6 separate regions of the Homo sapiens genome follow, and regions 2, 3, 4, 5 and 6 are each linked to region 1. A link is a contact called in ENCODE Hi-C data. All regions are on one chromosome and are shown on one strand. The core of a region is the stretch at or near the end of the contact, and the rest is flanking DNA. Distances in the headings are between cores, read along the strand shown. Region 1 holds the start of SLC12A2 (solute carrier family 12 member 2). Region 2 holds the start of CSNK1G3 (casein kinase 1 gamma 3). Region 3 holds the start of FNIP1 (folliculin interacting protein 1). Region 4 holds the start of RAPGEF6 (Rap guanine nucleotide exchange factor 6). Region 5 holds the start of CDC42SE2 (CDC42 small effector 2). Region 6 holds the start of HINT1 (histidine triad nucleotide binding protein 1).

Region 1 (3,237 bases), core at 187-2,686:
AAACACACCCTGTTAAGGTTTTCCTTCAAACAGCAACATTCCCACTCTTGCGATCCCTAATAGGCGTACATAAGCCACACAACACAATCTTTCAAAACGACACAGATGGTAGGTGCTCTCCAACCTCTCTCGAGAGATCCTCACTGCACATTCTCCTCTAAAGGGCCCACAAACACTACTGTCATTCAGAGGGATGGTGACTGTTGAGCGTGGGTGGGAAAGAAAGTGCACACGAGATACCTAACTGGATGGGGAAGGTTGTTAGAGGCAGCCCTCCGGTATCACGTAACTAGCCAAACCCGCTACAAACTTTTGAGAGATTAAGTTAACATTCCTCGGCAATTCCACCCTTGACAGCTGAATCCAGAGATGCCAGCAAGTCGTGCACGTCTACTACTCCCGCCACCTCAACTCGGGAAGAGTCTGCAGCCACATCCCGCGGTCGGCATGCACCAGGGGCTGGGGAAGAAGGGAGGGCTGGGCGAGCTCACCTTTTCCAGCTCGTCGTGGAGCTCCGCCAGGCTAGGCCGGAGCAGCTTCTCGCCCAGCTGCGCGGCTGTGTGCCGGTAGTGATCGATCCTGGGCACAGCGTCCATGGTGTTGTGGCCGAAGGTGCGCAGGTAGTAGGTGTTGGTGTGGGTATCATAATAGTAGTGCTGGTGGTGCCCACTGCCGCCGCCGCCGCCGGAGTGCAGGCTGCTGCCCTCGCTCAGCACCGTGTCCCCGCCGTTCTGGAAGCTCACGTTGGGCCCGTCGACTCCGACCCCGGCAGCATCTGACAGGCTGTCTTCAGCCGACGAGGAGGCAGCTGGGTCCACGAAGTTCACGCGGAAGCGGCCCTTGGCTTCCTCGCTGCCTTTAGCCGGCTCGCTCTCGCCGCTGGCTTCCCCGTCCGCGGGGGTCTGCTTGGCCCCCGCCCCAGCACCAGCCGCCGCCGCTGCCGCCGCCGCCGCCGCCGCCGCAGCAGCGGCCCGCCCGGCGTTCTCGGAAACCAGGTCCACCTGGAAACGGCTCTGGCTCGGGGTGGGCCCCAAGGGTCTGCCCAGCCCGTCCCCGGCCGCCGCGGGGCCCTCATCGCGGACCCCGCCGCCGTCCCGGCTCGCGGGCGCAGCATCCTCCGGCACCGAGGGCACAGCCGTGCCGGGCAGTTCCACCCTGGCTGCGGCCAGCGCAGCGGCTGACGGCGTCTCCCCGACCCCGGCCAGTCCCGGGGCGCCGGAGGAGGGCGCCGTGGGCCGCGGCTCCATAGCTGCCCGACCCCCGGCGGAACTGCAGAGCCCGGCGGACGTCTCCGGCAGCACGCCCTCCACACCCCTGGCCGGCGGTGGCCACAGCCGCAAGACCAGGTGAGAGAGTCTTTCTCCCCGCCGCCTGCGGGCCGCCGCTAGCCTGGACGGCCACAGAGGCCACCGGCAGCCGAGCGAGCGCGCGAGTGTGGCGGGCGCGGGGCGGGCCCCGCTGTTTAAAGCCTCGGCGGGGCTGCGGCGGCGGCGGCTCCGGCAGCAGCACGCGGGAGGCGGGGCCGGAGGCTCCTCCGCCCCTCAGCCCGCCCACCCGCGGTCCCGCAGCGGCGCGCGGCTGACGCTCCCTCAGCGATCCGGCCCTCCGCGGCTCCTGCGCGACCCCACGCAAAAGCGCCCCGTGCGAAGAGCGCGGCCAGCCAGTCCGCAAAGGGCCTCGGGCAGTGCGGGCAGCACGAACGGCGCGATCGGGGAGCAGGCGCGGCTACGCTCCGCCTCAGTGATGTCGCCGGGAGGATCTCCGCGCGGCTACCTCCTCTTCCGCCGCCTTCCTCCCACGCCTTCACCTCCCTCCCCCGCCGCGCTCTGCGGCGAAAAGGAGCGGGCTCCCAGGCCACCTCCCCTCTCTCCACCCAGGGGCCGCGCGTCAGTGGACCTGCAGCCCAGGCAACGGGGCTGCGGACGGCGCGCGTGCCCTGCCTCGCCTCACGCCGGTAGCTGATGCTCCCGCGGCAGCTGCCACCCCAGCGCCCCAGCCACGGCTTCAGAGGCTCTCGCACGCTGGCTTTTTTTTTTTCCCCCCGCTTTGGTGAACTCGCAGTACTTGGGCTGAGCCCGAAATCTCGCGAGATGCTGCAGGCGTCAGTGCGGCTTCCCACTAGGCGCGTGGTACCCGAGGCCGGGCCGGAGCCGCAGGCCAGCCGCGATTCCTTCGGGCGATGCTGGGGGCTTTCCGGTCGGGGCCGCAGCCGCTTCCGGAGCCGCGGGCGAGGTGCGTTCCCCAGCCTGGTTTGCTCTGGGCTCTGACCCGCCGCCGCGAATCTCCGCTCGTAACTCCGGGCCTGAACCTGGAGGAGGGAGGATTTCCTCTGTGCAGCTTTCGAGCGGTAGACTCACCCTGCCAGGCAGACCTAGATTGGCATAACCAGAGATCAGTTCCAGTTGTGATGCAGTGGGTGTCTACACACTTCTGATGACACCTTTATTTTAAAAGCTGATGTTCCAAGGTGAGAAGGGAGCTTCTTTGAGACGTCATGTTGTTTCAAGACGAGTTTTAATTTAAGGCATTTCCAAAAGTGATATGCAGCTCATCTCTCAGAATACAATGCCGGCAATAACTACCCGTGGAGTCCTTACCAGGAGGTTTCTGCGTGATTTGGGTTGTGCAGAATTCCTCTGCTTATATAGAAACAGAAAGGTACTCCTCTGCAGGTCTAGTTTCTCTTCGGTAAAATGTAAGGGAATATAACTGTGTTCCCACTTTCTTAGCAGCAGAAATTTTTAAACCTATAGATTATGCCCAAAGTCCTAAGTAAAATCAATGAATGGCGTCCTCCAATTACTTGGTTTTTATTTATGTACTTTTTTTTTTTTTTTTTGAGACGGAGTCTCGCTCTGTCGCCCAAGCTGTAGTGCAGGGGTGCGATCTTGGCTCACTGCAAACTCCGCCTCCTGGGTTCACGCCATTCTCCTCCTGCCTCAGCCTCCTGAGTAGTTGGGACTACAGGCGCCCGCCATCACGCCCTGCTAATTTTTTGTATTTTTAGTAGAGTCGGGGTTTCACCGTGTTAGCCAGGATGGTCTCGATCTCCTGACCTCGTGATCCGCCCACCTCCGCCTCTCCAAGTGCTGGGATTACAGGCATGAGCCACCGCGCCCGGCCCTTGTATTTTTAAACTTTGACTTTATGGAGACGAACACCATCGTTTGCTGAACACTTGAAACATGATGAAAGAGCCACAGAGTTGGCAGAACTGTTTGAAAATGCTGTAAGTAA
Region 2 (3,237 bases), core at 516-3,015, 4.6 Mb after region 1:
AGCAAAGTTTGTAAATAATTACAAAATACACTAAGTACAGCTCAAAAAAAAAGAAAGCTATTAATGTCACACACCAGATCTGATTTTTTTGGTGAAAAATATTTTCTTAAACTAGTTTCACATCTAATTCCACATTATTCTCACAATTTCTGTAATGTTTTTCTTCTAAATTTACCGGGAAAGCCAATATTCTTCAAAGAAACATCTTTAAAAAGAAACATCTTTAAAAAGTATATACTTTTCATTTTATATCCCATCTTAGATATAGTTTGCCATCTCTCATATCTGTGGCCAAATGTCATTTGAATCGGACTAAGTAATTGCAAAAAGTAAAATAATGACTTATTTTCTTAATTCATTAAAAATAAGTACATTTTTAATTCTCTAATTTAAAGTAAATATTTTAATAGAAGATTTAAAAGGAGCCACTGACCAGCCTGGGTGCTTACTACAAAAGAGTTGAAAGTAATTCACACAGTGTATCAACAGTAGCTGTCTCCCACACACACAGGCACACTCACTCTCTCCCCCATCTGAACTTTTCCTCCCTAAAACATGAGGTGGGAGAAGGGGAATGACCATGACACAGGCCTCACTACCCCCACCCCACGAGTAGACACACATCTCCCTCCTCATCCTGCTGAAAAGAAATGTGGAGGCTGTGGACCAAGAGACCCGATGCTTCTCAGTGTCACTTCCCCTGCATGTGGGATAAACAAACAAACCGGCACCATGAGAGTAACCATCAGAGTGATTTTGCTAACCTTTGACTAATGTCTTGGTTAAGTTTTGAGCTGAGTCAAAGCTCTAAGAAACAGGTAAATCCCTGTGTCCCCCCACCCAACCCCTTAAACACTCCAACGGGAAGTTTATCCCTGAGCTGAACGCTGGCCCCCGTCGCCTCCTCCCAGCCTATCCATGCCTCCTTCCTGCCTGAAGCCCCTACTCCAAAGGTAATTGTCTGGACACAGTCAAGGAGCACCGTGGGCGACACTCCCCACCTCCCAATCTCTCCTAAGGAAGCCCCCGCCGGCCCAGTTGGCCCACCTCCCTCGCCGCCCCAGTCGCGCCGCACCACTCCGGCAACTTTTGCACCCAGCCCGACCCGCCACCCGCGGCCCCCGCTGCCCCCTAGCCCTCCGCGCCCTCAGCCTCCGACCGCGGCCCCCTCCTGCCCACGCCTCCGGGCCACCCGCCATGGTCCTCGCCCACCCCTCCCCCGACACCCGCGCCTGCGGCGCCGCCCCCGCCGCACCCCACCCCACCCGCCCGGGACCCCAGCCCCACCCGGGAGGGAGGGCGCCGCGGCCGCGCCGAGGCAGCCGCCGGGCCGGGGCTGGCAGCGGAGCACCTACGCGCAGGGGGCTTTACCTCAAAGGCGCGGCCGCGAGCAGAGGGGTCGGTCCCGGGCGCGGGCGGCGCCCCCAGTCCGTCAGCGCCGGCGGGGGCAGCGGCGGCGGCACATCACACCCGCCGGCGGCCGGAGGAGGAAAGCGAGCCACGCAGGGAGCGAGCGAGCGAGCGAGCGAGGTAGGGGGGAAGGAGCGAGAGAGAGAGGTAACGCAGCGCTGCTCGGATTCGGTCCCTGCACTGCCGCTGGTGCCTCCTACCGCCGCCGCTGGCCGGAGAGTCGCCGCCCGAGCCTCTGCTGTCGCCACCGATGCAGCCCGGAATGAATGCACAGCAGCGCCTCGCTTATCCGGAGGTCAAACATCCTTCTGCCTCGGGCATCCGGATCGACGCCGGACCCGGAAGTGAACACATGGAAAAAAAATTAAAAAGGAAAGCGTCTGTTTAGCGGCGGCGGCCCCCAAGCTGCCCGCATCAGCGAAAACAGCCGAGTAGAGCCGAAGATTGCACCAACCTTCTTGGATTGGTCGGATCGCCGACCGGAAAGGAGACGGCGCGGTCATTGGCTGGCAAGGTGTATAAAGCCTAAGCCGCGCCCTATCCCCGTCTTTCTAGAGCCGTGCGTGAGGGAAAGTGGGGAGAGGCTGTGGATACGAGTGTTTCTCTGGATGAAGCAGTGGGCGGAGAAGCATAGCAAAGTCTACGCAGAGAACTGGAAGAGAACACCACCATGCTTTAGGAGAGCTACTAAGAACTGAGTGAGCAAAGAGCCTTAAGGGTACCATTGTGCCAAGTCAGGGTGCTGAGGCTTTCCCTGTTGTGCTCAGCCCGCCAGGTTCCAAAAAAATCTTAGGGCCCGGCCTAGGAGTATGACATCACTGGGTTGACATTTTTCCCCGCTTGTTTGTAACCCCAGTGCCATATCAGGGCTCCAACTGCTTAGAAATGTGAATTATGGCTCACATTTGCGTCTCATTTGCTGTTTGTAAGCTGAGGTAATCCTCTGAACTATATAGTGTGGCATTACCTGTTTTTCAAATTCACCTCCCAAAGTTCTGAGAAGCCAAACATCACCCAAGTTATCAAGTTGCAGCGCACAAACTGAAATCGGTGTTTCTGACTCACACTTAAGTCCACTCTGCCTACATAGAAAGACTGCATTCCTTTCATTTTCCCTCTTGCAGTTGCTTCCCTGGGATGGAGATAAGTCATTTTGGTAGACTTCTATGGAAATTGATCCACCATGAAGGCATGGAAACTATAATTTTTTAAAATTGTGATTCTTATGTCTCAAGTCCTTTCAAAAGTTAGGCATTAAGGTGTGCAGGAAGAAGAATCAGCCTGGTGCCATGTTTTTTAAATGTTCATTTTATCAAACCCGTTTATATTCTTAATATACTTACTGTATCAAGAAACTTGAGTCTTGTGTATCTCTATCTCTCCTGTCTACCTCTCAAAACGAAAAGACTAATGAAACAAATGCACTCCTTCATTTTCCTCCCTGCTTTGCTAGATTAACGGTATAGCTAATGTGTTACCTTTGGAAGGGTAGTTAGTATAGAAATCTGTTTTTGATTTTGGTTTGTAATACAACAGTGCCTTTTTTTTAAACCTCTCTTCTCACTTCTTCCCCAAACTGGAAGTTAAGAAGTGACTAGCATCACCAGCCTTAGAAGGGTAGTGATAAGAGCTTTGCTCCATGCTTACCACACCATCATTCTGTAGGAGACTCAAAAGCAGCTAAGATGTATGCATGCTCAGAATTGTGAATGACTTGCCTAGGGCAGATGACATATCCCAGAATTTCTGATCTCTCCCAGGACCCACTAATAGACAAGAAACAAAGTTAACAACATCTCACTCAATAGAAGAGAAGTGTCTGCAACA
Region 3 (3,237 bases), core at 305-2,804, 3.7 Mb before region 1:
CTGCAACCTCTGCCTCCTGGGTTCAAGCAATTCTCCTGTCCCAGCCTCCCAGGTAGTTGGGATTACAGGCATTCGCCGCCACCACGCCGGCTAATTTTTTGGAGACGGGGTTTCACCATGCTGGTCAGGCTGGTCTTGAACTCGTGACCTCAGGTGATCCACTCGCCTCGGCCTCCCAAAGTGCTGGGATAACAGGCGTGAGCCACAGCGCCCGGCCACACCTGGCTAATTAAAATTTTTTTTTTTTTTTTTTTTTTGTAGAGACAGGGTCTTACTGTTGCCCAAGCTGGTTTCGAACTACAGAGCTAAAGCGATCTGCCTGCCTCGGCCTTGCAGTGTTGCGATTACAGACGTGAGCTACCACGCCTGCCCAAAGTATTTTTATCCAGCCTTCCAACCATATACAAGTTATTTCCTAAATTTCTCTGAGGATTACATCCCATTGTACGAGCTTCCTCATCCTGGAGGGGGAGTGAGTGAATGGATGGGGTTGCTGAAAATTTATAAGATTAGTTTGATACAAACTCTGATATATTTTGGTTCCATGGGTTAAATAAGACTGTGAGGTCACATGTGAGCAATGTTTTTCTTTTTTTAGAAAGCGTTTCTTCCCTGTAACTTGACTAAAATTCCACAGTTCCTCCCGTCTTCATACCTAAACATTAAGATAGATTTATTAAAAATCTAAATAATTAGCGTAAAGGGTTAGATATCTGTACATATATGTCTTTAGGCTTCCTGACTTCGTTGGTTTCACCTGATTTTGTTGGTTAACAAGGAAACAGCCTAACTCCTGAGCCTCCAATCGCTAGCTCTTCCAAGAGACTAATTCCCGGTGTCAGGGTTCTAGGCGCTAGTACAAACTGCCCGCAGTGCCTGCTCGAGGTCGTCTTTGCGGGGAGCCATGGCTGTGGCAGGGGTCCCGGCAGTTTCCTTCACCAGTCCCTGTGAGCCAGCCCCCGCGCTGTCCAGATCCCAGACCTCTCGCGGGCCGGCGCAGCCTTCTAAGGGCGGTCCTGGGGTCCTGGGCTCAAAGTCCAGCCTTGGCCGCGGCCCCACGGGTACGCTTGTGGGCCTTCCGTGCTCCAGGAGCCGCCAGACTCTGCCCGGCGCGGAATGGAGGTGTGAAGCCGCAGAAGCTAGGGAGGGGCTGACAAGGAAGAGTCGGTTGCCCGTGGTTCCCTACGCAACTCTGTGGGTGCGGGGAGTCGAAGCCTTCTGCACTCCAAGGCTCCTGGCATCGTCCCCGCGCCACCCCGGCGTACCCTCTGATGGTCGCTGACAGCTTCACAGGGGAAGATCGAGACTGACCCTTCTCCCGCTACACATCCCTAGCCACCTTCCAGTCCTGTCCTCTCGGCTCACGCCCCGCCCCTGCCACGTGACGGGACCCGCCAGTGAGCCTATGGGAGGCAGCTCCGCCCCACGCCCCCACCTTGCCCCTTGCTCCGCGCGCCGCCACGTGATGCGGCCCCCCTCCAGCCAATGAGTGCCGGCCTTGCCTCGCGCCCCGCCCCGCGCGCCGTGGCCGTTTGAAGTGACTAATTTCTGTCATATGACTGAGGCGCCCATGGGGGTGGCGGGGCGGCTGTAGGAGCAGGGGCCTAGCAAGCGCCCAGCGGAGCGACCCCTGCCTGGCCGTGGCTAGCATGGCCCCTACGCTGTTCCAGAAGCTCTTCAGCAAGAGGACCGGGCTGGGCGCGCCCGGCCGCGACGCCCGGGACCCAGATTGCGGGTTCAGGTAGGGCGCTGTGGGGCGGGGGTCGCGGAGCCGATGGCCTTGTGGGCTCCGGGCTCCAGGGGTGTTGGGGCCTTCGGTGTTCCGACCCGAGCGGAAGCGCCGCGCCGAGAGCAGCATCTGGTCCTCGGTGGGGTGGAGCCGGCTGCGGGCTAGCGCCGAAGGGTTGGAGCGAGGTCCTACCTTTTATTTTACCCCACCCGCCTCGCCGTTGCCCCTTCCCCCTCCTCCCGTCGGTTTGTTTACGACCTGCCCCCAGCCACGCGCGACTCTGCTCCTCCGGACCTAGCACCGCGGCCTGAGACTTTGGGTCCACACGCCTTCCTGGCACCGAGTAGAGTTGGGCGCGGGCTGGATTGGACCTCAGCCGCCGTACTCCGGGCCGCGAAGTTCTCCCCTCCTCCCCGTGACCAGTTGTCCTCCGGGCGCTGCGTTCCAGCTCCGTTGGCGTTGTGGAGAGAGCGGCACGTTTGGCCAAGCTTCTGAGTTGAGAGAAGGCTGGAGGAGCGAGTAGGCAACGTGCCGTTCTTTCAGGTTTCTTGGACGCTAAAATTGGAGGTGTGCAGTAACCGGACCGAGCGACCTTAATGTTATCGAAGGAGAAATGTGAAACTTGAGTTTAGGGTTACTGCCGAAGGAAGACCAAATTGAATGAAATCTGGCCTTGGAATTGGCTGTAGATTCTTCCTCCTCGAATTGTTACTGAAAAGGAGTCTTAAAAATTGAAAATGTTAGTAGAGCATTTTGTAGTGTTACAGGCTTTGTTAATTTTTCATTGTAGTACCTGTTGCTGGCAGAGTAACTTTTCAGAATTGTAAGATTTGATATAAACCTGAATTCAAGGTAAAATTTAGTCGTTAAACTGCACCTGAGGAGATTATGTCCAAACAGCCTTTATACGTATTGCAGTGTGGAAACTTGCAAATATAACTAGGCTAAATGTCAAATGCCACACGTTTTAAACTTGGTAGGATAGCAAAGAGCCCAGTTGTACAACAATAGTAGAAACAAAAAAATAAAATAAAAATAAAAAAAGAGAATCTGTCAAATTTTGGAACAGGCGAAGTTGCCACACTGGTTTAAGAAATTTTGCTATTCTTAAAATTATTCACTCTCTCTTGCTAATGCAGGTCTCATCAGGAAAAATTCAGTAAATGCATATGGAATTGAAGAGGTTTTTCTACGTATCTGTCTTTTCCCCTGAAAAATAAATGTGTCATGCTCATCTGTCTCTCTTTAAACATTTCTTTAGTGTTTTTCCTTTGAAAAATGAAAGTGCAGGTTAGATAATACTACATTGAGCCATCTAGTAACTCAAGCGACAATAGGAAACAGGTTCCGATAGGATATTTAAAAGGTGGCATTTGAATAGACAACTGCTTTCTATTTCTGGACAAAGATTGACTTTGGGTACGTAGGTTTACAAGGCTCTCAAGTCACTCATATGAAAAAACATTTTCACGTCTGGTTTTCAAAAATGTAAAGTCTACTACATAGTT
Region 4 (3,237 bases), core at 441-2,940, 3.6 Mb before region 1:
CATAAGGAAAATGAAGGCAACATACTAAGTGCTTCATGTGAATTTTCTCGCGTAATCTTAAGAAAATTCTGAAGCAATAGGTCCTTTACTATATTCCCATTTAACATAAGGAAAATGAAGTTCAGAGATGTTAAATAACTTCAAGTCACTTAACTAGAAGAGGTCTAATATTAGAGACACAAATTCTAGGTCTGTTTGCCCCTAAAGTTCAAGTTCATGGTGATCATGCTTTATAGTTCTTTCTCCCTCTTTCAAAATATTGATGTGACTCTGAAAATTGATCCTTGAAGAATGGAAGGGTTAACTTTTGTTTGTGATCCTGGGCAGATCTTTGAGAGGTTATATTTGTACAAAAAATGAGGAAAACGGATCGTCTGCAACATCCTGTGATTTTTTCCACAATTACTTTATTTCTACAATGGCTATGCCACACTTCGCTGGTAAAGTTTTTGATCTATACCTGAAAAAGAGAAATGCTAATAGTATGTTGTAAACTCCCAGTTTGGGCAAGCCCCAGGACCAACAGAAAACAGTCCTTAAGTCATTGCCGGTCCCAGAAACGGTGTTGTAGCCTGAACTCTCATTGTTTTCAAATATAATTTTAACTCTTATTACGTCATTAAAATTACTGTGAAGCAGTCATTAATTGGAAAGCATGTCATAATCATAAATCACCTTGTTATTTAGTGAACTATGCTAACTGCTGTGAGAAATACCAAGGTGTACCTAGATGTAGTTACAGCCATCAAGGAGCTTAAAATTCAGTGGAAAGGTGGTGTCGCCAAAGTTAGTTACCTATGAACTTATGAGAAAGGGTAAGGAGTATCCTAGAACGATGGATTCTGGAATTGTCAGTGAGCTTATTGTTGAAACGGCCTCAGCAGCTCTCTGGCTGCTCCTAAGGGTGGTCTGTTTTTCTTACCAAGGGAGCAGTGAAACAAAACTGGCTTTATTCGGTCTGTTGGGAAGCAGACTAGAATGTAAAAAGTATTGCAAAAGTTGCCACTCGAGTCCCAACCCTAAACGCAGTTGCCTGAGGGAGGGCTGCCCCGGGCATTTAGTTACAAGAACGCAGTCTAAATCTAGTTTTTTGACTCAAAGGTAATCGTGAGCTGGCCGCGGCACCGGCTGCCTATCCTGGCCGTGAATGTTTGCTTTCTCTGCCCTGGTCTCAGGACGTCCGTTTCGAATAGATCAAGCACTTCTCTGTCGGCAGCTTTCACAAGAGATCTCGTTTTATTTAAAGAGATATGAGGTGTGCGTGGAATTCCTTCTTTGCCGAATGGCGGCTTCTACTTCCGCATATTCAAAGTCGGCAGTAGAAGTTGCAGAGGAGAGCGCAAAGCCGGACTTGGCCACACCCTGGGCTTCCGGATTTGGGCACAACAGTTCTCTCCAGTCAGAACGCCTCCCCACGGTTCTGCCCCAAAATGCTATTTTTGCTCAGGTCCTCAGCGCGTTTCCGGTGTCTCCAACGGATGGAGAAGACGGAACCACAACGCCAAGGCAGACCCCGTGACTGATTTAGGTGAGGTCTCGCGAGGTGTCTTTAAATCTCACGACGACAGCAGGAAACGACTTACTCGCACCGCCCCAATTTTAACGTCACAGTGGAGTTACTCCCTTGGGCGTTTCTTAGCGTGCGCGTGCGTGCTGCGCATGCGCACTTACTCTCCCCCGCCCCCGCGCAGACTTGTCTCCGGCCAGTCGCGCGTGGGTAGAGGCCTTAGGCGGGCGTTGCGAAGGGTTGTTTGCTAGAGTTCGGACCTTGTTACGGCGCGAAGTTCCCTCCTTGGGGCGGGGGAAAGGTACCGCACCCGCTACCTAGTGTGAATGAACTGTGGCGTGGGCTGCTAAGGGCAGGCTGCGGAGTACCCGGGCCGTGGCCATGAACTCACCCGTGGACCCTGGCGCTAGGCAGGCGTTGAGGAAGAAGCCACCCGAGCGGACTCCCGAGGTGAGGCTGGTTGACCTTTATGTGCGTCTCACAGTCCAGTAGACAGCATCCTCCTGTCTGTCCGAAATCCGCGGCGACTGCCCTCTTGCCAGAGTCTCGCACCTGCTACTGGGAATCTGTTCGCTTGAGTCTCTTCCCTGACCCAGGCCCTTGTCGCCAGCAGGGTGCCGACCGCCCTTCCTGCCTGTGATGCGGTCTTAACCCGCGTACCCGTCCTTGCCGGGGGCTTCTGAGTGTCGTTAAGAAAGCACCATTACTAAGTCGTATTTTCTGAGTTGGGTAATATGAGTTTCGCAGTTAGATGCCCATTCGTTTAAGTAGACTATGAAAAACGAGATGGAAATTGTAAGGGAAGTATCTCAGCCATGTAATTTAGAAATAGTTTTTCTTTAAAGGTCTCTGAAATATTGTACAGTTGCCTAAAAAAAAGATAAAGTTTTCAAAGTTAGTTTAAAAGTTTACATCCAGTCAAATGGTGAATTCTGTAGTAGATGATGCATGTTTAAAGAACACCACTGTAGGTACTTTTTCAGACTGTCACTGGGAAATTTTACAGTATTTTGTACTTGGATCCAAAATTTGCTGTGTCGAGTTAACAGTTATGGCATCAGCTTAAAAGATTTTTCATTCGACCTTCATGAAGGCTAGTTTTCAGGCATATAACTAAAACCTGTTAGCTTTGCTTATCCCGGTAGAATGCTAAGGTTTTGGGGAAGGTTTTCCTTGATTTGGAGGTTTCTATAACAAGTGGGACATATTTTCTAAACAAAACACTAAACAGTGTGAGTGGATTATTGGATTGTTTTGTTTAAAGTTGCAGTAAATGAAATGAAATGCTTTGGTTAATTCTTCACTTTGGAGTTTTTCAGATATGTAGTGTTTTGCATACTGAGTCTCAGTAACGTTGGGCTGACCTTTTGGGTCGTGACAATTATTCAGGTCACAACGGAAGCCATGATAGGTCAAATTATGTTATTGAAGATCCTGATGTTTGCATAGGAACAACACAAATTCTACCACTTTCCAGAGTTCTCTTTTTGAGATATACATTTATAATTCGATGAGTGTTTGTTTCCTTATGATGATTCTTGAAGTCAATGTGAGCTGATTTATGAATTTCAGTAGGCGAATTATCTTACAGCCTTTATAGCATTGGAAAGTATTATACAAGGCTTACGATGTGTATTGCAGGTTTCAATTTAATTTAATTTAATGTTATTTTATTTTTTATTTGAAACAGTCTCACTCTGTCACCCAGGCTGGAGTGCAATGGCGCGATA
Region 5 (3,237 bases), core at 538-3,037, 3.2 Mb before region 1:
AATAGGGACCAGGGAGATAATAAAAACACTAGCTTATTAAATGTCTTCCTCCCTTCATTTTAAAATGTAGACAGATTCTATTAAACTGACAATATAAAAGCTTAACCCAATAATTTTAGCTGTACAAAGTTACTTATTAACCTTTAAAGGCTGTTATGAATTTACACTTCCTGCAGTTCACCTGCCATCTTTCCCAACTGAAATAGCCACTAGGGGTTTAAGACAGTCACCACTTGCGACATCAATAATAAGGAAATAACTTTGCATTCAAGTTTAAGAAAAGGATAATTGCGGATTTTGCCTGTGCCCATAAACAGGTGCTTAATGAATATCTGTTGAGTAAATGGTGACATTTTATTATATTAGTGCAACATTAGCTTTTCCCCCCCTAAATTTAGAGTTCTCCCTTGCTCAAAAAGCAGCAAGACCATACCACAGTCCCTTCTCAAAAACACATAAACTCCTTTATTCATAATGAAACAGAAAGCTGGGTTTCAAAATACAATCCCACTCCCTCTTTATCTTCTCCATTATTTTTAAAGATTAGAAATAAGGCCTGTTTTTAAGAAACAGAAAATGTATACCAACTTCTCTCAAACCAAAAGAGAAAATCCAAATTTGATATATATTTTCTATGTTCATAATATTGAGAGTAAGAACGGACTGTTCATCAACAGTATGTTATGTGGGACAAAAACTAAAAAACGTATATCAAAAATACATACTGTTTGCCGACATTCTTTCCTTAATCATAATCAAGGAGTATGTGCCTAAATTTTACTAGATGTGAGATAAGCTTTGTCTGATATTTCAAGATTCATTCATTCAACAAATACTTTACTGAGCACGTACTATAAGCCAGGCCCTTCAACGAAACATTTAGATTTTGTAAACTGCACATCACCCCCCAAAATTCCCCTAAAAAAGCTTATCATTTAAAATAATTGCAAGCTAAAGAGGAATCCCCAATGTTGTTTCTTACACATAGTGAAGTCAGCGGATCGGGGCGCTTTTTCAGCTGTTAATGCGGCATCAAGGAGCCGCTACCTACCACACCCGTTGCCTAAAATCGCAACTTAAAGCTGCAAGCACTGGGTAAAACAACCTGTAAGAGTAGCTCAGCTCCCGCGACGAGGTAGCCAAGGGCTTTCAAGCCCGGGGCCCGGGGCGAACCGCGGCAGGACCCGCGGACTGAACGCGTCGGGCGCCTCAGGCGAAGAGTCGGAGCTCCGGAGCCAGGTGTCTTTGCTCCCCGAAACCCTCACCTAGAGACCCCGGGCCCTCCCCGCCCGCCCCTCGCACCACCCTCCCGACTTCCAGACGTGAAAAGTTGGGGGGAGGGGGGGGGTCTGCCTTTCCATTTTACATCAGGCGGTCAGTTGGCTGCCTCAGCTGTCCGCCTGCCGTGAATTCTGAACTGAGCGTGTAACCATTCCTCAGAGGAAACAGAAGAAAAACCAAAGGCAGGGTCCTAGGGCATGAGGACCTCGCCCAAACCTGAAATGGAAGACGCAGGCTCAGCCCACAGCCCGCAGCGCGCGGCTGGCAAGGCCGGGCCGCGCTCACCCCAGAGCCCTCAGGGACGAGGGTTCGGGGCTTCGGGACCCCGCCCAAGGGACCGAGAGGGCGAGGCGTGGCGGCCGACGCGCGACTGGGGCTGGCATTGCACTCACCGTCGCCTTTGTCTCAGCCGCCCGCTCCGGCCGCAGCCCCTCTCAGCGCCGGCTCCGCGGCTCCTGCCGCCCCAACGCCTGCAGCTGCGCTCCCCAGCGCGCTCGCAGCTTCCTGGCTCCCCCTCCCCGCCCAGGCTCGCGCGCGGGTTGGGCGGAGCGAGAGGCGGCGCGCGCCCCTAGAGCGGCCGGAGGGGCGGGCGCCGTTGCGCAGCTGCAGCGACCGCAGTGCTGGCCCCGCCCCCCGCCAGGCCCCGCCCCCGCCGTACCTCCGGCATGGGCGAATCGGCCGGCAGGCGATGGGACCCCCGGGATTCGAGCCGCGCGGGTTAGGAATTGGCCTCTGTAGCTAACGGACGCCTGAGATCCGGGACTGCAGCACTCGCGGGAAAGGACGCTCCGAAAGATGGCGACCAAACCTGGGCGGGAGCGTGGGGGAGCCCCTTCCCACCCCGGCCCGGGCCGCGGACATCCGTGCGGAGGAGCGACGTCTGCGCACGTTGTGGGGCGGTGGACGCGCACAGGCGAGGGTGGGTGGGTGGGTGCTGAGCGGTTGTGGGATGAGGGGTCTCTCAGTAGCGGTTGAGAGCCCATCCTCTGACCACTGCTTTTTCATGTAAAAGTCAGAATCGTTCAATCAGTCATTAACTGGTTTAAGGCTGGCTAAACCACCTGGTTTGAAATGCGTGAAAATTACACATGTACTAGACTTCTGTGATTCCTTTGGGTGTGTATTTTACATATCTCAGAAATCAGAAACATGAGTGCCCTATCTAGCAGCCAGCAGTCCACCAAAATGCCTACAAAACTTTATCGTAAGTTCAAAAGGATAGCGTAATGCCACTGAAGTAAGCTCTCGAACCTGTAAGTAATGTATGGTCTTCCCCATTCTAGGTTGATGGCGAGGATTTCTAGTTACTCAGGCCAAAAACTTTATATCATCCATAACTCCTCTCATACTCTCATTTTCACTTTCAATCTGTCAAGAAAGCTTGTTGGTTGTACCTTCAAAATAGAACAGAGTGGGCAACATAGCGAGACCCTGTCTCTACAAAAAAAAAAAAAAAAAATTACCCTGGTGTGTTGGCGTGTACCTATAGTTCCAGGTACTCTGGAGGCTGAGGCCAGGAGTTACGTTACAGTGAGCCATCATCAGGCCACTGCACTCCAGCTTGGGCTGGACAGAGTGACACGTGTTCCAAAAAAAAAAAAAATTCTCCATCTTTCCTACCTTACTATTTTTCCTTTCATCCCATGACACTTCCCACCTTGTAACAATCTTTATAATTCAGAGTCAGCCCTCCGCATCCATGGCTTCTGCGTTTCTGGATTCAACCAACCACAGATGGAAAATATTTGGGAAAAAAAACACAACAATTTAAAAATACAAATAAAAACCAATACAATATAACAGCTATTTACATAGCACTTACATTGTATTATAAGTAATCTATAGATAATTTATACAGGAGGATATATGTGGGTTATGTGCAAATACTATATCATTTTATATTAGAGACCTGAGAGGATTTTGGTACTGGTCGTGGTCCTAGAGCCAATCCCCCTC
Region 6 (3,237 bases), core at 248-2,747, 3.1 Mb before region 1:
GCGGACATGATACCCATAGCCTTAAATACTTCAGTGGGTTTTTCCTACAAAGACATTCCCTTGTATCAGTAGTTCTTAAAGTATGGTTCCCGGGCCAGCAGCAACTGTATCACCTGGAAAGTTAGAAACCTAACTTGTAGGGCCCCACCCCAGATCAACTGATTTTGACAATTTTTCTGTGGTTATGAAAGGAAATTAACATGACTTCAAAACTATTATCTAATTTATAGGCATTATTTAGATTTTACGAATTGTCCCAGTAATGTCTTTGATAGCAAAAGTACCAAATGGACACTTTTGAGATTAAAGGCAACCACATTCAATAATTTTGCCAAGACAAGGGTAGTAATGTAATCATAAAAGGCAGCTGAGCTCACATCTGTAATCCCAGCACTTTGGGAGGCTGAGGCGGGTGGAACACCTGAGGTCAGAAGTTTGAGAACAGCCTGGCCAGCATGGGGAAACCCTGTCTCTACTAAAAATACAAAAATTAGCCAGGTGTGGTGGTGCGCGCCTGTAGTCCTAGCTACTTGGGAGGCTGAGGCATGAGAATCACTCGAACTCGGGAGGCAGAGGTTGCAATGAGCCGAGATTGTGCCACTGCAGTCGAGCCTGGGCGACAGAGCAAGAATCTATCTAAAAAAAAAAAAGGCATTGAGGAGGTATACTTTTTCTTAATACGTACACTTAGAGGTCTGGTATGATAACTGTAATTGTCTATAGGATTTTATAAATGGATGTCCTTAGTGACCTTGACAAGAGGGAAATGGACTCAAAAATGAAAGATAAGAAAGCAGACATGGTATGTAGAAAACTTCTTTATAAAACGAGCAAAGATACGGAGGGGGATGTGGGATTAAGGAAGGTTTTTTTTTTTAAAGTGGGTCATTTTATTAATACATTATGTTGATTGCTGCTGGGAAAAATTCTTTGCAGAGCAGTCTAGGGAGGTTTACAAACTACTGATGCCTGGGGCTCATCTCCAAAGATTCTTATTTAATGGATCTGGGCTGCAGCCAGGTTCACGGGGATTTTTAAAAGCTCCCCAAGTGATCTTAATGTGTAGTCAAGATTGAGAACCACTGGTAGAGAGAGAAAAAAACTCTGTTGAAGAGAGGACTTAAAATCTGCTGCAGCAGCAAGACCTTAAATAATCTAAGTGCTAAGTTGCAGCCAGCACCACTTAAATTATCAAATCTTGTCAGTTACAGTATCCAACTTTCCCTACAAGCATCCATAGGCAGACGAAGGGTTTATACCAGTAACTGCATTCCCCAGGAGACAAGAAAGGAGGATAGAAAAACGACTTAGGAATCTCCTTGGAGCTCAAGACCAGGAACTTCCCCAAGCCGGAGGTCCCTGAGGCGCTCTAGCGCGCTGGCCGCACTCGCAGCCCAGGTCGCCAGTGCGCACGCGCAAGATTAGGTGGGGCGCCAGAGCCGGGGCACCTGCGCAGGCTTGGCTGCGCCCTCTCGCGCCGCACGCTCTGCGGGTTCCTCCCTTCTTCCGAGCCTCTCCTCTGGCCGCCGCGCGGGAGAGAGGCCGAGATGGCAGATGAGATTGCCAAGGCTCAGGTCGCTCGGCCTGGTGGCGACACGATCTTTGGGAAGATCATCCGCAAGGAAATACCAGCCAAAATCATTTTTGAGGATGACCGGGTAGGTACTGGGCACCACCTCTCTCGCCTGCTGAGGTGGGTATCGTCCGCGGATCCTCGGGTTTCTCGCGGAGGGAGAGGAGGGGTCGCGAGTGTAGCGGCGACGGGAGGGGACCTGGCTGCCCTGGTCCAGCGGGCCCCCAGCCAGCGGACAGGGCCCGGGCACTCCGAGGCGGCCTGCCGGCGCGTGCCGGCGCTCCGGTTACTCGTTATCTGCCCCGGGCGCGGGCCAGGCCGCCGGGCGCCCTGAGTGCCGCACCGCGGGGCCTGGGCGCGTGTCGGGGCGCACTGGGGCCCCCGCGTGGAAGCCCGCCGGTTCCCCGGCTGCCTCGGACCTTGCCTGTATCAGGAATCTCGAAATCTCGCCAGCGCTCTGCCTGACAGAGAGAAACCCGATCGCGCCCTGACTCAGGCCCAATCTCCGCGATCTCCCGCGCACAGCCGGCCTGCCAGGGCCCGGCGTTCCTGGGCGCTGCTCAGCAAGGCATTGTGCTCGAGGGCCCCAGGGGCGCTGGGAGGTGCGCGGGCCGTCTGGGCCTGCCGGCTTCCTCCGCGGGGTGCGGCTTGCCACCCTCACCCCTACCCCTATCCCTATCTCCACCCCAAGGCCTACCCTGGGCTAGCGAGGCGATCTCCTGAGATAAGAAGTGGGCCCGCGTCTGGGATTTGCTTTCCGTTGACCTCTCCCGCTGAACATTTTGGACTTACAAACAGCTGAATGATTCTTTTTGTATTCAACAGGAAGTAATTTTATGCCAAGAGACTAAGACTGTAGTTTTTGTTGACTTCTTGTAGGTGAAATCCCAGTTGATGTGACTTTGAGATATCTTGTGTAAATTATTTAGTGGCCAGTTGTATTTTTGGGATTGGATCTCAGATAAAGCTGGGCAGATTGGCTGATTTAGATAGAACAAATTTTGTAAACAGTTTTGTTAAATTTAGGAAATATAAAATCTAAGAAAAACATTTATTCTACTAATGTCGGTTAGATTCAAAACGTTATCAAAAATTTAATTAGGTTCCTCTAGGTAAATTAAAAAAAAAAATACTTTGTCTCTACTCAGGGGAAATTCTTTGGTTTTAGAAAAAATATTTCTTTTTAAAGTTCGCAGTTGCCTTTGAGAAATGGTTCTTGAAAAATTTACATTTGAACCACCGAAGTCCAACTGTAGAACGGCAGGAAGCATTCTAAATGAATCAGCATTTTGTAGGGAGTACCCAGTAGAATTACTCCTGAGACAAATAAGTGTGGATGGGTTTTATTAAAACAGCTTTCACTTCAGCAGTGAGCAAGAGATTCGAAAATATTCATGTCATATGTGTATTTACAGACACTGTTTTAAATAATTAGTCTAAATGCTAAAGAATATCATATATATACTCTTCAGCTTTACACAAAAGGATAGGTATATTTCTTAAATAGTTGAGTAAAGTGAGAATAGATATTAATCAAGTATCAGACAAATATGTAGTTACAAAACTGATTGCTATCATAAAGAAAAAAAAAAAACCAGGAAATTGCACAACTAGGACTCTGACCTGGGAGTAATGGGACGGGGAGGGCAATCAGAGGTTTTTTT

The links. Hi-C counts contacts between places; a loop is a spot of excess contacts on that map. Pooled maps may share reads with other maps.
Region 2: a loop to region 1 is called in a map of CD4-positive, alpha-beta memory T cell, with 31 times the contacts of the local background. The contact joins the promoter of CSNK1G3 here to the promoter of SLC12A2 in region 1. A Hi-C loop is called at or near these places in 3 of 168 maps with a recorded cell type or tissue (CD4-positive, alpha-beta memory T cell and naive thymus-derived CD4-positive, alpha-beta T cell), 1 of 37 single-sample maps with no recorded cell type and 11 of 50 pooled maps.
Region 3: a loop to region 1 is called in a map of B cell, with 7 times the contacts of the local background. The contact joins the promoter of FNIP1 here to the promoter of SLC12A2 in region 1. A Hi-C loop is called at or near these places in 2 of 168 maps with a recorded cell type or tissue (B cell and sciatic nerve) and 11 of 50 pooled maps.
Region 4: a map of CD8-positive, alpha-beta T cell shows a loop between it and region 1 (12-fold over the local background). The contact joins the promoter of RAPGEF6 here to the promoter of SLC12A2 in region 1. A Hi-C loop is called at or near these places in 3 of 168 maps with a recorded cell type or tissue (CD8-positive, alpha-beta T cell and naive thymus-derived CD4-positive, alpha-beta T cell), 2 of 37 single-sample maps with no recorded cell type and 9 of 50 pooled maps.
Region 5: a map with no recorded cell type shows a loop between it and region 1 (27-fold over the local background). The contact joins the promoter of CDC42SE2 here to the promoter of SLC12A2 in region 1. A Hi-C loop is called at or near these places in 2 of 37 single-sample maps with no recorded cell type and 8 of 50 pooled maps.
Region 6: a loop to region 1 is called in a pooled map, with 20 times the contacts of the local background. The contact joins the promoter of HINT1 here to the promoter of SLC12A2 in region 1. A Hi-C loop is called at or near these places in 1 of 168 maps with a recorded cell type or tissue (ascending aorta), 1 of 37 single-sample maps with no recorded cell type and 14 of 50 pooled maps.

The regions. Positions count from the first base shown.
Region 1 is chr5:128,081,965-128,085,201 of GRCh38, reverse strand. SLC12A2 (solute carrier family 12 member 2) reads right to left here and starts at 1,436. Exons shown (of 27, transcript NM_001046.3): 1 at 492-1,436. The coding sequence starts at 1,247. It overlaps SLC12A2-DT (SLC12A2 divergent transcript), which reads left to right and starts at 2,027. Exons shown (of 4, transcript NR_152813.1): 1 at 2,027-2,232. RefSeq lists an enhancer at 283-452 and a silencer at 943-1,772.
Region 2 is chr5:123,510,705-123,513,941 of GRCh38, reverse strand. It overlaps CSNK1G3 (casein kinase 1 gamma 3), which reads right to left and starts at 1,765. Exons shown (of 14, transcript NM_001364140.2): 1 at 1,372-1,765. RefSeq lists enhancers at 444-593, 1,624-1,833, 1,994-2,053 and silencers at 1,114-1,183, 1,354-1,443.
Region 3 is chr5:131,795,334-131,798,570 of GRCh38, reverse strand. It overlaps FNIP1 (folliculin interacting protein 1), which reads left to right and starts at 1,554. Exons shown (of 18, transcript NM_133372.3): 1 at 1,554-1,741. The coding sequence starts at 1,650. RefSeq lists silencers at 1,351-1,610, 1,661-1,940.
Region 4 is chr5:131,633,682-131,636,918 of GRCh38, reverse strand. RAPGEF6 (Rap guanine nucleotide exchange factor 6) reads left to right here and starts at 1,690. Exons shown (of 28, transcript NM_016340.6): 1 at 1,690-1,957. The coding sequence starts at 1,889. RefSeq lists enhancers at 1,121-1,320, 1,331-1,580, 589-1,788, 1,881-1,970, 1,918-2,500.
Region 5 is chr5:131,262,603-131,265,839 of GRCh38, reverse strand. CDC42SE2 (CDC42 small effector 2) reads right to left here and starts at 1,787. Exons shown (of 5, transcript NM_001375635.1): 1 at 1,674-1,787. RefSeq lists enhancers at 508-1,325, 2,454-2,503 and silencers at 1,524-2,173, 2,204-2,253, 2,264-2,333.
Region 6 is chr5:131,163,516-131,166,752 of GRCh38, reverse strand. HINT1 (histidine triad nucleotide binding protein 1) reads left to right here and starts at 1,497. Exons shown (of 3, transcript NM_005340.7): 1 at 1,497-1,658. The coding sequence starts at 1,548. RefSeq lists enhancers at 1,128-1,177, 1,448-2,107, 2,108-2,768 and silencers at 1,328-1,377, 1,388-1,467, 1,678-2,317.